Linked DNA regions of Homo sapiens: region 2 is linked to region 1. A link is an interaction called in ENCODE POLR2A ChIA-PET data of the cell type or tissue named here. Cell type or tissue: Panc1. All regions are shown on one strand.

The links. ChIA-PET counts read pairs that join two places held together with the same protein. Peaks named below come from ENCODE experiments on the same cell type or tissue, not always from the same donor. Only the 100,000 strongest peaks of a DNase experiment are listed, where the experiment ranks them.
Region 2: POLR2A ChIA-PET joins it to region 1 with 13 read pairs; 3 of 35 experiments call an interaction of 5 or more read pairs at or near these places.

Annotation. Positions count from the first base shown.
Region 1 is chr14:63,685,481-63,693,480 of GRCh38, forward strand. It overlaps SGPP1 (sphingosine-1-phosphate phosphatase 1), which reads right to left. Exons shown (of 3, transcript NM_030791.4): 3 at 1-1,176. The coding sequence ends at 625. LOC124903327 (a long non-coding RNA gene) reads left to right here and starts at 4,795. Exons shown (of 2, transcript XR_007064204.1): 1 at 4,795-5,052. In Panc1, no CTCF peak of the experiment used is centred here; no DNase peak of the experiment used is centred here.
Region 2 is chr14:63,952,626-63,960,625 of GRCh38, forward strand. SYNE2 (spectrin repeat containing nuclear envelope protein 2) reads left to right here. Exons shown (of 116, transcript NM_182914.3): 8 at 2,094-2,290. Among named protein-coding and RNA genes, the nearest start is that of SYNE2, 100 kb to the left of the region's middle. In Panc1, no CTCF peak of the experiment used is centred here; no DNase peak of the experiment used is centred here.

The DNA of each region.
Region 1 (8,000 bases):
TAAAAATTTGGTCCATTAAAAATGCCTCCCATGTTCAACATCATGGATAACATGAAAGGTAATGGCAGTGTAAAAACAGGCAGTAAATCAATGTATAGTAGCATATGCATTCTGGTCTAGTAATTACGCAATTCAATTAGGAAATGGCTCCCATAGTAAATAAATGTTAAATATATCTGTTAATAACAACATACCTGTATGTAGTTCAAATACACAGGCACAACTGTTTGCATATTATTATTGATTTTATAATACACTCCCATAGTTTAAAAAAACACTTAGGTATATTATTTTATATATAATATATATCAGATATATAATTGCATATTATGTACCTTATATATATTATATATAAGTTGAATCCATAATACAAAACTCTCCAAACATTACATGAACATTCTAAATGGATACTTATCATTTTCTCAGTAACGAAATAGCTCAGCTCACCTAAAACAGTATCTGGATGTGCAATGATAAAATGCACTGACTCTTATGAATTTACTTAAATAATTATTTAAGTTAAATTCCTGCAAAAGCCTAATTCTGACCTGGCTTTACCTGGAATATATTTTTGGGTATCAGTAACTGATACCCTCCTTTCTTATCATAAACAATACTTCTCCATCAAGAGATACCAATAAAGAAAAATATGTAAGGAACAAAAAATGTGATGGAGAAACCAACCATTCCATAGGTAATATACCGATAAGGAAGTTCAACTTCCATGTGCTGTCTTGCTTTTCGAATATCATCACACGGTATATTGAAGATTTTGCAGGCTAAAGGAATGGTGATCTTTTTCATTACATCTCTGATTATTAGTACAAATACCATCCCTATGAGGATCCGCAATATGGCTTTTCCAAACAGAGTCACAGTAATGGGGGGCCCAGCTAAAGGTAATGTATCTAGAGAAGGATCTAATACTAGACCCATGTTATAAGTAACATGAGATCCACATGCAATTCCAGCACCACTTCCTAGTATCTCGGCTGTGTCTCCTCGGGATGTGCTCCAGGTGTCAAGAGTGAAAGAAAAGATCCCCAAAGCTAAATGAAGCCCGATGATGATGAATGGAGCATATTTGTGAGTTTGGTTGAAGTTGTCAATCAGGTCCACAAATGGATAGAAGACAGCTAAGATTAAAATGGTATATAGGAATCCAGCAATAATATCCTAGGAAAAGATAAAAGTATCGTTGTTTAGTATAATACTGAATATTTTTGGCATTTAAAAAATAATTTATATTTGACATTTCAAATGTTGAATATACATAAATTTTTTAAAGTTGTCAAATTCTCAAAGTAAACTTTATTAACTGACCATATAAGAGGCACTAAAAGCTGTATTAATAATAAAAGGATTTATATTTTCATAATTCTACCCTTTTATAAATTAACTACATATATAATATCCACAAATTTACATTCAAATTCTGAACAACAAATTATGCTAAAATTGTGTAGTTTTGATTTCTGGGGAAAAGTACACTTATTATTCAAAGAAATGGTTTTCATTTTCATATGTTTATGTATGTAATTATCTCCATGACCACACAGGATATACATCCTAGGTAATTTTCTTTTCTCATTCATTCATTCATTGAACAAATATTTATGAGTGCCAACCCCTATTTTAGGGGTTGAGGATACATTGCTTTAAAAAATGACAAGAATGTGGCTGGGCAAGGTAGCTCATGTCTGTAATCCCATCCCTTTGGGAGGCTGAGGTGGGTGGTTCACTTGAGGCCAGGAGTTCAAGACCAGCCTGGGTAACATAGTGAATCCCTGTCTCTACTAAAAATGCAAAAATTAGCCAGGTATGGTGGCTCCAGCCTGTGATCCCAGCTACTTGGGGATGGAGGCATGAGAATCGCTTGAACCCAGGAAGTGGAGGTTGCAGTGAGCCAAGATCATGCCATTGCACTCCAGCCCGAGTAACAGAGCAAGACTGTTGATAACCACATAAGAAAGCAGATAAATATTACAATTTCAGATTGTTATGAATCTTATGAAGAAACTAAAACAGGACAACAGAATAGTATGATGAAGGACCCGATTAGAGTACTGATTGATTAAGGAAGCCTGTCTGAGGGTGGTGACAGTTGAGCACAGATCTGATTCTAAAGGGAGCCTATATTTAGAGGCAGAGGAAATGTGTACCAGGTAGAGGGAATATCAAGTGCAAAGGCTTTTGTAGGCTAGGTAAGAGAGTAGATTTTATTTCAAAAGTGATAGGAGCTGGGTGCAGTGGCTCATGCCTATAATCCCAACACTTTGTCGAAACTGCTTGAGCCCAGGAGTTGGAGACCAGGCTGGGCAACACAGGGAGACTTCGTCTCTTAAGAATAAAAAGTGAGGTCAGGTGCAGTGGCTCACACCTGTAATCCCAGCACTTTCAGAGGCCGAGGCGGGTGGATCACCTGAGGTCAAGAGTTCAAGACCAGCCTGGCCAACATGGTGAAACCCTGTCTCTACTAGAAATACAAAAGAAAATTAGCTGTGTGTGGTGGCACACACCGATAATCCCAACTACTTGGGAGGCTGAGACAGGAGAATCGCTTGAACCCGGGAGGCAGAGTTTGGGGTGAGTCAAGATCGCACCATTGCACTCCAGCCTGGGCAACAAGAGTGAAACTCCAACTCAAAAATAAATAAATAAATAAGTACATACATACATACAAAAATTAGCCGGGCATGGTGGTACGCGTTTGTAATCCCAGCTACTCAGGAGGCTGAGGCAGGAGAACTGCCTGAACCCGGGAGGCCGAGGTTGCAGTGAACCGAGATGGCGCCATTGCACTCCAGCCTGGGTGACAGAGCAAGACTCTGTCTCAAAAAAAAAAAAAAAAAAAAAAAAAAAATTTTAAAAGAATTGACAACTGTAACTTGATGATGGATTGAATGTGAGAAACAGCAAGAAGAAAGAGAGGAATCAGAGACGGTTCCTAGTTTTAGGTAGGAGCAATTGTGTAGACTTGATAGAAGATGGTTTACTTGAGGAAACAAAGCTATTAAATAACTTTCTGAATCATTCCTGACAACATACAAAAATGTTCCGTATTTCTACCTTACAACAAAACAAAACCCTATGATCTACTATTACTGAAAAACTTATCAATGTTTATATTCACTGTCTCCACTTCCTCACCTCTGATTTTTCTCTAAACTCACCACTACACTGAAACCACTTTTTTCATGGATACTAGAGGTCTTCAAAAACAACCGTCATTTCTTTTTTTTTTCTTTTTTTTTTTTTTGAGATGGAGTCTCGCTCTGTTGCCCAGGCTGGAATGCAGTGGCGTGATCTCAGCTCTCTGCAACCTCCGCCTCCCAGGTTCACGCCATTCTCCTGCCTCGGCCTCCCGAGTAGCTGGGACTACAGGCGCCCGCCACCATGCCCGACTAATTTTTTGTATTTTTAGTAGAGACGGGGTTTCACCGTGTTAGCCAGGATGGTCTCTATCTCCTGACCTCGTGATCCTCCCGCCTCAGTCTCCCAAAGTGCTGGGATTACAGGCGTGAGCCACTGCATCTGGCCAGGTCATTTCTTAACAATATTCAATACAGTTAAGCAACAGACTAGTTGCTTGATGTTTCTGTCTTAAAATTTTTTATTATATAGGATTTGATACATAGCAAAATACATGTACAGTATATATGAAACTATAAAATTCATATCTATGAAATCACTTCCCAACAAAAGAACTATAATATTACAAGAATTGTCAAATCTACTGTTGTGCTGTTTCTCAACCTATCACTCTGCATTCCTCCCTGGAGGCAATTTGCAAGCATGAATTTTGGCTTCATAAATACCTGGGATTTTTTGTTTGTTTGTTTTGTTTTGTTTGTAGATACCAGGTTTCACCAGGTTGCCCAGACTGGTCTTGAACTCCTGGGCTCAAGTGATCCACCTACCTTGGCCTCCCAAAGAGCTAGGATTACAGGTATCAGCCACCGGGCCTGGCCATAAATACCTATTTTTTCAAATCGTTTTACCACATATCTTCAAGCAAAATATTATCTAGTTTGGCCCGGGGGTGGTGGCTCATGCCTGTAATCCCAGCACTTTGGGAGGCCAAGGTGGGAGGATCACCTGAGGTCAGGAGTTCGAGACCGGCCTGGCCAACATGGTGAAACCCTATCTCTATTAAAAATACAAAATTAGCCGGGTGTGGTGGCACATGCCTGTAATCCCAGCTGCTCTGGAAGCTGAGGCAGGAGAATCGCTTAGAACCCCGGAGGTGGAGGTTGCAGTGAGCTGAAATTACGCCACTGCACTCTAGCCTTGGTGACAGAGCAAGACTCTGTCTCAAAAAAAAAAAAAAAAATTATCTAGTTTTGCTTCTTTCTGAGCTTTGCTAAAATGTTACAGCAGTCTCTTTTGAACTGCTTTTTACACTTAACATTAAGATTCATTCATTATATTATATGTAGTTATCGGTCATTCACTTTCACAATCATGTAATATTCTGCTGCATCATTATACAATTTATTGGTTTTCCCACTTATGGTCATTTAAGCTGTTTTTGGGTTTTGGATTAGTTAATTGATTACGGTTGAACTTGAATGCTTCTCTGTTTTTTGTTTTGTTTTGTTTGTCGCCCAGGCTGGACTTTGGTGGCACAATCTCAGCTCACTGCAACCTCCACCTCAAGTTGTCCTCCCCACTTCAGCCTCCTGAGTAACTGGGACTACAAGCGTGCATCACCATGCCCAGCTAGGCTAAGTTTTGTATTTTTTGTAGACAAGGTTTTGTCATGTTGCCAAGGCTGGTTTCCAACTTCTGAGCTCAAGCAATCCACCTGCCTCAGCCTCCCACAGTGTTGGGATTACAGCTGTGAGCCACTGTGACCGGCTGGGCTATTTCTTTTCTATGCAATAAAAATTGTGTCATGAAATGACAGGGTCCGCAGTTGCAGTGCTTGAAGCCATTGTTCTAAAAGAGATATAACTCCAAATCGGAACACTTTGGAATATAAGAATAGCTGGAGAAGAAGATACAGATAATTATGAAAAAGAATACAGTTGAACATTCAACTATAAAATGGTAGGGAAATAGACTATGTTTTGTTCAACCTCAAATATTTTTTGGATGGATGAATGAATGAATAAACAAATCCTTCACATGAATTTGTTTTGTCTAGCAGAATCTACCAAATTACTTGTAAATGAATATCTTTCCTCTCTTTAAATGATGTACTACATGATAGATATAAGAAAATATTTTATTTATTTATTTATATGAGACTGAGTGTCACTCTGTTCCCCGGGATGGAGTACAGTGGCACCATCTAAGCTCACTGCAGCCTCTACCTCCTGGCTTCAAGCAATTCTCCTGTCTCAGCCTCCCAAGTAGCTGGGGTTACAGGTGTGCGCCACCAACCACACTCAGCTAATTTTTGTATTTTTAGTACAGACAGGGTTTCACCATGTTGGGCAGGCTGGTCTCGAACTCCTGACCTCAGGTAATCTGTCCACCTTGGCCTCCCAAAGTGCTGGGGTTACAGGTGTAAGCCACCATGCCCAGCCATGAAAAACATTTTAAAAATTTTATTTAGATATAAAACATAGTTTGGCTGATAGTCTCCTATTGTACAATAGTAAGTAAATAAAGTTGCTTAAAATTATAATTGTATTCTCTTTATTTAAATAAGTGATTCCTTTTATAACAGGTCAAGGAAAGATATTACACAATCAATTAACAAAATGTTTACGCTCGATCTTAGCCAAAAGGCTGAGAGGTGATCAATTAACAAAATGTTTAGGAAAGTGTCAACTAAGGCAATAAATATCATGTGTGCATTCCAACTCTTAGAAGGACATATAAAGCATTTCATAACTGAGTTTTGTCTATCATTAAGTTTCATTTAATGCCAGATCCCAAAATGAATTTATAGACTATTTCTTCTTGTCTTAGAATTATCTTTCCTACCTATATTTCAGGCAAACTATTATATATTCTTTGAGATTCTCCTCAGGCATCTACCTCCTCCATAAACTTTCTTCTCCTACCCTGTAATAAGAAATTTTCTCTTCTTTGATTCCACTGCATCCTCCACATACCTGCTATGACTGTTTTCCATTCTTTGCTTGTCTGTTTCTCCAGGAAACCAAAAGTTCATAACCCTTGCTGTAGATTAAAATCAAGTGGAGAACTTGATAAAAATACTGATGCCTGGGACAATATTCAGAGATTATGATTGAACTGAAGTGGGGGTAGGGCATCAGTATTTTTTAAAAATCTCCCCAGTGATTCTGATGTACACCCTGGTTGAAAACAATTGCATTACACTGTTTTATTACATACTGCATATTTAGACAATGACTACTCAAAGGCAAAGACTTTACCTTATTTATACATATATTTTCAGTGCATGAAAAATAAGTAAGCAGGAAATAAATGTTTGGTTAGTTAAATTAAGACAGTTAAGGTAATTCTTTAAAAATAAAAATAAAAAACAAAAAGAGAAAGAAAAAAAAAGAAGAAAGGAAGAAAGAAAAAGAGTTAAGGTATTCTTTAGACTCATCACATTGACTACATAATCCTGCCTGACAAGAGCTCTATAAGAGAAGCAGATGATATATAATTTATTGAACCAGGCCTAAGACATTTTTGGAGAATAATAACTTTCCGTACTAAAAACACTGCTTCAATACTTTACAATTATTGTCACATTTAACCATAACAACCAATATGAAACAGCTTGCCTCGAAAAGTCCCATTTTGCTCTTGTCCCCAGGACAGGTATTAAAAGCACCTTTTTCCCTTTCAAAAGTGTGCAAATTTGATGGAAATTTATGGTTACCTTAATCAACCAGTTTTTAAATAATGAAAACTGGAGTAAGGTCACACAGCTGCTTATTTAACCTCTTACATTGAAGGTACTTGACACAGTTGTTATAAAAATTAACATTTTGAGAATCAGAAATTAAATATTGGGAGTGAAGAGAAACTAAATGTTCAACTTCCTTTTTTTTTTTTGGAGACAGGTCTTGCCGTGTCATTCAGCCTGTAGTGTAGTGGCGTGGTCATAGCTCACTGAAGCCTCAACCCCCTGGGCTCAATTGATCCTCCCACCTCAGCTTCCCAAGTAGCTGGGACTACAGGCGCAAGCCACCAGGCCTGGCTAATATTTTGTATTTTTTTGTAGAGACAGGCTTTCCCTATGTTGCTCAGGCTGGTCTTGAACTCCTGGGCTCAAGTGATTCACCCACCTCAGCTTCCCAAAGTGTTGGAATTATAGGCATTATCCACCACATCCAGCCTCAACACTTTTTTTTTGAACAGGATGTCTTCCGAGAAAACTCACTGATACATACTAAAAATTACCAAAGAATTCTGATCAACTGGATTTTATTTCAGTTACTCAAAGATTCCACAAGTGACTCAAACTCTGACCATGCATTTGGATAAGGAGATCTCAAATGATGTGACTGTCAAACCTCTATTCTTCATATTTCTTTTTTTGAGAGAGGATCTCACTGTATGGCCATGGCCTAGGCTGGAGGGGAGATCATGGCTCACCACAGCCTCGACTTCCTGGGCTCAAGCAATCCTCCCACCTCCCAAGTAGCTGGGACCACAGGCACACACCACCACACCTGGCTAACTTCTTGTATTTTTTTTTATAAAGACAGGGTTTTGCCATGTTGCCCAGGTTGATCCAGATATCCTGGGCTCAAGTGATCCACCCGCCTCGGCCTCCCGAAGTGTTGGGATTACAGGCGTAAGCCACTGCACCTGGCCAATTCTTCATATTTCAGAGCCCAAATTGCCAAAATAACTTCACCTTATGAGGTTACATTCCCTTTGTTTGCTATCTTACCCTTACTTCCCTACCTTGTAATTAAAGGCACAAGTCTTGGTAAATACCCATAGGATTTTGGCTACAAAAATAAAAGCTGTTGCTTTACTTTTTATCTTAAATTTCATGAGTGATTTAGAATTTCATGTTATATGCTAAAGTGTATATATTCTAAACTTTGTACTTTTCA
Region 2 (8,000 bases), 270 kb after region 1:
CAGTAATATGTCATAGGTTGTTATATGCATAAGAATTTTTTTTAAAGCATTTAGAACAGTTTCTGGATGAAGTAGATACCACAAACATATTTGTTAGACAACACAAAAATCACTGACTGCTATGTAGTTTATTACAGTCATAGTTTTAAGCTTTTTTTCCCGTAAGTAAACAGGAAAACCCAGGTCATCTGGAGCAGACTATTTCCTGAGTAGCTTTTATCATTTGATTCAGACCTTAAAATAGTCTCTTGAATTTTTTCATGCTTTTTGTGGGATATGAAAGGACACTATAGTTGTTCTAGAATATATCCCAAGTGTTGCAGACAACTGTACTCTTTTGCAAGACTTTCCCTGATCCCTTATGAAGCACAGAATAGTGATGGAGTGATTTTTTTAAAAATATGTGTCTTAAGCCCTGGTGATATGCCAGGCATTGTTTGGGGAATGAGTCTACAGTGGTGAACAAGAAGGGCAAAGCCCTTGCTCTCAAAGGCTTGCATCCTGATGGGGAAAGCAGGAATTATCATGAAGAAATATGATAATTACAGTTGGCAAGCAGATTAGGAAGGACTTTTTTTATGGTCAAGAAGGTTGAGGGCAGGGAGAGTGTCTCCTTTAGTGCAGGTGGTAAGGCAGGGCTTTGCTGCGGAGAGACTTTAAGCTGACTCCTCAAGTGGGAGGCTTTATGAAGATCTGTGAGAAGGAGCGTCCAAGGACAGTGACTAGGAGGGTGGCTTTGAGAAACAGGAACAAGGCTGGTGTGACTGCAACTCTGTAAGAGAGGGGAGATACAAAGATGAGAGAAGCAGGCAGGGGCCAAATCACTTAGGGTCTGTGGACCAGGGTGAGAGATGTTATTCTAAATACAATGGCTAGCTAATGATGTTGATTGATAAATAGATAGATAGAGAGAGAGAGAGATAGATAGATAGATAGATAGATAGATGTAGATATTATTGTGATAAAATATACATAACTTAAAATCTGCCACTTTGACCATTTTTAAGTGTACAGTTCAGTGGCACTAACTACATTCATATTGTTGTGTAACCATCACCACTCTCTGTCACCAGAACTTTTTTCCTTTTGCGAAACTGTACCTGTTAAACTAGAACTCCCCATCATCCCCCAAACCCTGGCCTCTGGCAATGACCATTCTACTTCTCTATGAATTTGACTACTCTACATACCTCATATGAGTGGAGTCATGTGGTATTTGTCCTTTTGTGACTGGCTTATTTCACTTGGCATGGTTTTTAAGGTTCCTTCATGTTGTAGCATGTGTCAGAATTTCCCTCCTTTTTTTTTGAGGCAGTCTCATTCTGTCACCCAGGCTGGAGTGCAGTGGTGCGATTGTAGCTCACTGCAGCTTCAATCTCCCATTGTCAAGTGATCCTCCCGCCTCAGCCTCCCAAAGTGCTGGGATTGCAGGCATGTGCCAACGTCCCCAGCCAGAATTTCCCTTCTTTTTAAGGATGAATAATATTCATTGTATGTATATACCACATTTTGTTTATCCATTCATCTGTCATGATGGGTTTTAAGCAGAGGAGTGACAAGGTCTATCTATCTAGTGAGCTACTGGCCATTAATTACACACAATGTATCATTTAATTTGTCCCACTGAAAAAGGAAATCATTTCCTCTAGTTAGGAACCTTGACCTTCCCTGTATGTAGAAGTTTAAAGGCAGACTTAAGCCAACAGATTTGGTAATGAAGGGCATCAATCTTGAGTGAATATCATTATCTCCTGGAGGGCTTTTAAAGGCACAGATTTCAGGCCCACCTCCAGAGTTTGATTCAGTAGGTATGGGATTCGGCCTGAGAATTTACATTTCTAACACCTGCACCCCATGTGATACTGATGCTGCTGGCTCAGGAAACAAATTTTGAGAATCAGTGTTCTGTGGTATTTTGAGTTTCATCAAACTTGGCATTTTCCTTTAATTTGGTCACAAGATAAAAAATTTTATCTAGCATGATGTATCTAATTTACTTGATTTGCCAAATTTTAATTACTATTGAATATAGTGGAGGGGGGTGTTACGTTCTTTTTAATGGTATTTGTCATGTTTTTGTCTTTTTATGATAGCTATGAGTCTGTCAATGTGACCGATTTTAAGTCAAGTTGGAGAAATGGGATGGCTTTTTTGGCCATCATTCATGCCTTGCGACCAGACCTAATTGACATGAAGAGTGTGAAGCATAGATCCAACAAAGACAATCTGAGAGAGGCCTTCAGAATTGCAGAACAAGAATTAAAAATCCCCAGATTGCTGGAACCAGAAGGTAAAGAAGCTTCTTTGTTTTTAAAACAATCTTTAAGGCTTAGCATGAAGTTGATTTCAAAATAGTATCTATACATGAATAAACATAGTGGCACTCTATTTTAGTCCTGGAGGGTTTAACTTAAGCTCTTTATCGAATTTGATGCAATCAAACAATTCCTACCAATTTGTTAACTTCAGTAATTATAGGGGAAGCCACAGCTGAAAGCAAACAGTGCTGTTATTGGGAATAATTTGAGCCTGTCTTGATTTTCTTCTATTATGTTCTGTGTTTTTTTCTTCTTGATTCTGTTATTCTATTCTAAATCTCTTTTGTAAGATGTTTCTCTGAGTCTTGAATTAAAGTTGTTTATATGTCTCTCCTTCCTCCCTCCCTCTGAGTTAAAGCTGAACCTCTGTGAGAACAGAAACTGCTGCCTTCCCGTCTGTCCCTATGTGGTTGGTCATTGATTCTGCTCAGTCATGTTGGATTGTTAACAACAACATCCTAAGTACTGGGTAGTTTTAGAGATCATCATCAAATTATAATTTAACTTTATAAAATTAAGATTTAAAAATTTTACTTCTTTCTCAAAAGCACTTTACTTTGAATTGTAATGTTTCATAATGTAACCAAAGCTATTAAAAAAACATTAAGGTCATAATAGAGGTATATGGGATTAGTGAAAATTATGATGAACGAATAGGTCAAGCACGTATGAATTCTAGTCTCAGCTCTATTACTGGGGTGTGTATACAAATGTTTAGTGACTGGCTCTCCCAAACAATGGGAAATGTACACACATTTACACTATTATAGATTTTACTGATATTAAGGAATATGTATTATTTTATAAATAATTATAACGTTTATGATACGCTTTCTTATAGATTTCATATAGCTCCAAAATGCTTCTGTTCATTTTTGCCAAACTCTGTATCCATCTGTAACTAACTTAGGGTTGTATTTGCTGAAGAAGTATAGTTCTGACATGAATGTTAGTTTAGAATTTCCTTTATGTTAATAAGTAAGTGTAATAAGAGGTATATCAGAACTTCATATGTTCTTCAATGACATGAATGACTTCTTTGCTGAATTGAATACTAGAAGAATATTTTCTCAACTTTTTGTGCTATTCGCAATGCAACTAACAGCTTTAGACAGAACATATTTTTAAGATTTACCTGCATTATTAACAATTTCTTCATCTCTTTTTTAGCAGTTAACAGAACAACAGTCAAGCCTTCATTTGCAGACTTCTGTGTGATAAATGCTACTGCTATGACTGATTTCAAGTTACCAATGTGCAGTCACTGAACACAGAATTAGAAAAAGATGTGCAGTACCCACACCATTATATGTTGTTTCCATCATACAGATACAATAGACAGATAGCCTCAGGAGCATATAGTTAATAGTAAAATGTAATACAGTAATTGGGAAGTGATAAGTTTTGAGTATTTATTACCTATGCTTTTAATATAATTTGTGCATTTATATGATTTAATTTTTATTGATGATTTTTTCACAACCAGCTTACAAAAACTTCTGAACATTTAGCAGTCAACTCTCTTCAGCTGATGTGAGTCAGCTAGTTCCAGCACACTCACTGACCAGGTGACTGTGGATTTGTCACTTAATCTTTTTGGTTTTAAGCAGCTTTATTAAGAGATAATTCACATACCATATGATGTATCATTTAAGTATACAAATTAGTGGTTTCTAGTATACAGCCTGCCCTTCATGTCTGGGTTCCATATCCATGGAGTCAGCCAACACTGGATTGAAAATATTTGGAAAAAAAAAAGCATTTGTCCTGAGCATGTACAGACTTTTTTCTTGTCATTATTCCCTAAACAATACATGTTACACAATTGTATAACAACTATTTACATAGCATTTACGTTGTATTGGATATTAAAAGCAATCTAGAGATGAGTCCTGGAACCAATTCCCGTGTATACCAAGGAGAACTGTATTCACAAAATTGTTCACTCATCACCACAGTTCATTTTAGAACATTTTTGTCATCCCCAAAGGAACTCCTGTGACCATTAGCAGTTACTCTCCATTTACCCCTAACCCCCCCATGCCCCAGTACTTGCTAATTACATTTCACATAAATGGAATTATACAATATATGGTCTTTGTGACTGGCTTCTTTAACTTAGCAAAATGTCTGCAAGGTCATCCATGTTGTGGCATGTATCAATACTTCATTCCTTTTTTTTTTTTTGGAGTCAGAGTCTTCGCTGTGTTGCCCAACAATCTTGGCTCGCTGCAACCTCCACCTCCTGGGTTAAAGCGATTCTTGTGCCTCAGCCTCCCCAGTAGCTGGGACTACAGGTGTGCGCCACCATGCCCAGCTAATTTTTTTTTTTTTTTTTTTTTTGAGACAGGGTCTCGCTCAGTCTCCCAAGCTGGAGTGCAGTGGCGTGATCTTGGCTCACCGCAGCTTCCATCTCCTTGGTTCAAGTGATTCTCCTGCCTCAGCCTCCTGAGTAGCTGGGTCTACTGGTGTGTGCCACTGTGCCTGGCTAATTTTTGTATTTTTAGTAGAGATGGGGTTTTGCTATGTTGTCCAGGCTGGTCTTGAACTCCTGGCCTCAAGTGTTTGCCCACCTCAGCCTCCCAAAATGCTGGGATTACAGATGTGAGCCACCACTCCTGGCCCCTTTTTGTATTTTTAAATAAACTTCAGCGGGGCACTGTAGCTCATGCCCCAGCACTTTGGGAGTCTGAGGCGGGCGGATCATGAGGGAAGGAGTTCAAGACCTAGCCTGGCCAACATGGTGAAACCCTATCTCTACTAAAAATACAAAATTAGCCGGGTGTGGTGGTGCATGCCTGTAATCCCAGTTACTGCCTCACCTGGCCGAGCTAGTGCTGATCAAGGTTGTCATGGTGAAGTTACTCTTTTTTTCCCCCTTCTTTCCATACTGTGCTCTTTGGAGGGAAATCACTGCATAGCTCAGACTTGGGAGAGTTATGCTCACTCTTCTTGATGGCAGATTATACATATAAAGTATTTGAAGTTCTGCCCAGGCTGAGGAAGGAGAATCGCTCGAACCCGGGAGGTGGAGGTTGCAGTGAGCGGAGATCGTGCCACTGCACTGTAGCCTTGGCAACAGAGTGAGACTCCATCTCAAAAAAAACAAAAAAAAAGCCTTTTCAGTTTTAGAACAATTTTAGATTTATGGAAAAATTGAGAAGATAGTGCAGTAAATTCCCATAAACCCTGCACCCAGTTTCCCCTATTAACATCTTACATTAGTATAGTACATTTGTTATAATTAATGAACCAATATGGATATGTTATTTTAAATTAAGGTAATACTTTATTCATATTTTCTTAGTGTTTACCTAATGACTTTTTTCTCTTTCAATATCCCAGCCAGGATACCACATTATATTTAGCTGTCATATCTCCTGTGACTCCTCTTGACTGTGACGGTTTCCCAGACTTTTAAATAAATGACCTTGACAGTTTTAGAGATTACTGGTTAGGTATTTTGTAGGATGCCCCTTTATTGGAATTTACATTATGTTTTTTTCTCGTGATTATACTGGGTTTTTGTGTTCTTGCAAGGAAGAACTCAGCAGTAGAATGTCATTCTCATCACATCCTTTCAAGGGTATATATTGTCAACATGATTTATTACTGTCAATGCTTACCTTGATCACCTGGCTGAGCTAGTGCTGATCAGGGTTCTCATGGTAAAGTTACTCTTTTCTCCCCCTTCTCTCCATACTGTGCTCTTTGGAGGGAAATCACTGCATAGCCCACACTTGGGAGAGTTAAGGCTCACTCTCCTTGATGGCAGATTATCTGTGTAAAGTATTTGAAGTTCTTCTGCACAGAGATTTGTCTGTTCTCCCCCATTTACTTATTTATTCAGTCATTTATTTCTATCAGTATGGACTTATTGATATTTTACACTCTTAGTTGTAATGCAATACTACTTCGTTTATTTTAATGGTCAATTTTTTAAAAAGTCCTCTTTACGCTCAAAGTTTTGTCCACTAGGAGCTCTTTCAGTTGGCTCTTATGCTCCTTTGATTTATCCCCATCAGTATGAAGTTTGCTTGTTTGTTTTTGAGCATTTTCTTACTTTCTGGCCTGACAAGACGCTGCAGGCTCATCTTGTATATTTCCTGCCCCAGTCTTAGGATCAGTCATTTCTCCAAGGAGCCCTGGCTCTTTTTATTGGAGAATGGTATTAGAAACCAAGATCTGGTGTGGTAGCTGTGCTCTTTACTACTGGTATTTAGCCTCTTTGGACTTCAGGTTTTGGTAAGAGTTGAATTAGGTTATATTTGTAAGCTCACAGCCAATGTGAACTTAGAACTTATATGTGAGCTTACAGCCATATTCTTTTTTCTTTTCTTCTTCTTTTTTTTTTTTTTTTTTTTTTTTTTGAGATGGAGTCTCTTGTTCTGTCTCCCAGGCTGGAGTGCAGCGGCTCAATCTCAGCTCACTGCAACCTTCGCTTCCTGGGTTCAAGCAATTCTCCTGCCTCAGCCTCCTGAGTAGCTGGGATTACAGGCATGTGCAACCACGCATGGCTAATTTTTGTATTTTTAGTAGAGAGGGGGTTTCGCCGTGTTGGCCAGGATGGTCTAGAACTCCTGACCTCAGGTGATTCGCCGCCTTGACCTCACAAAGTGCTAGGATTACAGGCTTAAGCCACCGTACGTGGCCTGCCTACAGCCGTATTTCTACAGTTTGGACATTGGTCTGGCTTCATGTTGGTTGTTACTAATTCTTGTTAACTTTTTACCCCTATCTTTTTTTACCCCCTTCCTTTTTTACCTTCTTTTCTCCCTTTCTTTGTCTTTTGGCTTTTCTTTTTCCTTCATTTTTCCTCATGCTTTTGTTCTCATTTCCTGTTTCTGATGACTGTTTTAAATACTTTTCTTATATTATGATTCTCCAAATCTTTATTATTAGTATAAAATATTTTCTCCATTTTTGTATGTACAAATAACCAGGCAACTAATGAAATAGACACTATAGTAAAAACAAATTTCCTCCGCATAATTGCCCATAATTCATTATAAATGGCTTAAATAATAGCTCAAAAATGTGAAATGCATCATGATTATTTATGCAAACCAAATACCATAGTCATATTTGAATAAGGGAACTATTTTGACGTAATATTGTTAACACATTTAATCTTCACGTGTGGCTTCGTATATAATAAGTTTTTATAAAGCAATATCTAAATAAGCCAATATCATTATTTTACGTATCTCTTGGTGCTTATATCTTTTTCAGTTAAAGACAGAATAACTTAATTCTTAGAAATTCTTCCTATATTGAGACCCTACCCTCAGCTTTTTATTGCTGGCTTTTATATGCTTACTGCCTTGAATTACATTGTTTGCAAATGAATTGGATTTATTTTCTACTTCAGGTGACTTAGAGCACTCATTGAACCTAGTAAATATGTTCACTAAAGCACGCATGGTGTGTTGTATTTGTTTATTTGTTTTTCTCCTAACCTTAAACTCCTTGAGGGGCAGATAATGTTTTAAGGCATCTAGCATCTACTAGCTGAATGAATAGAGGGTTGAAATGTAAGATCTCCAAAGGCATGGACCATACCTTATGTATCCTTGTAGCCCCTGCCTGTGACCCACATTTATTGGCTCTCTGTAAATATTTGTTGCTTTAAGTTTAACTTAATTAATAAATAAACAGTGAAGTGTTTTTTTTTTTCCAATA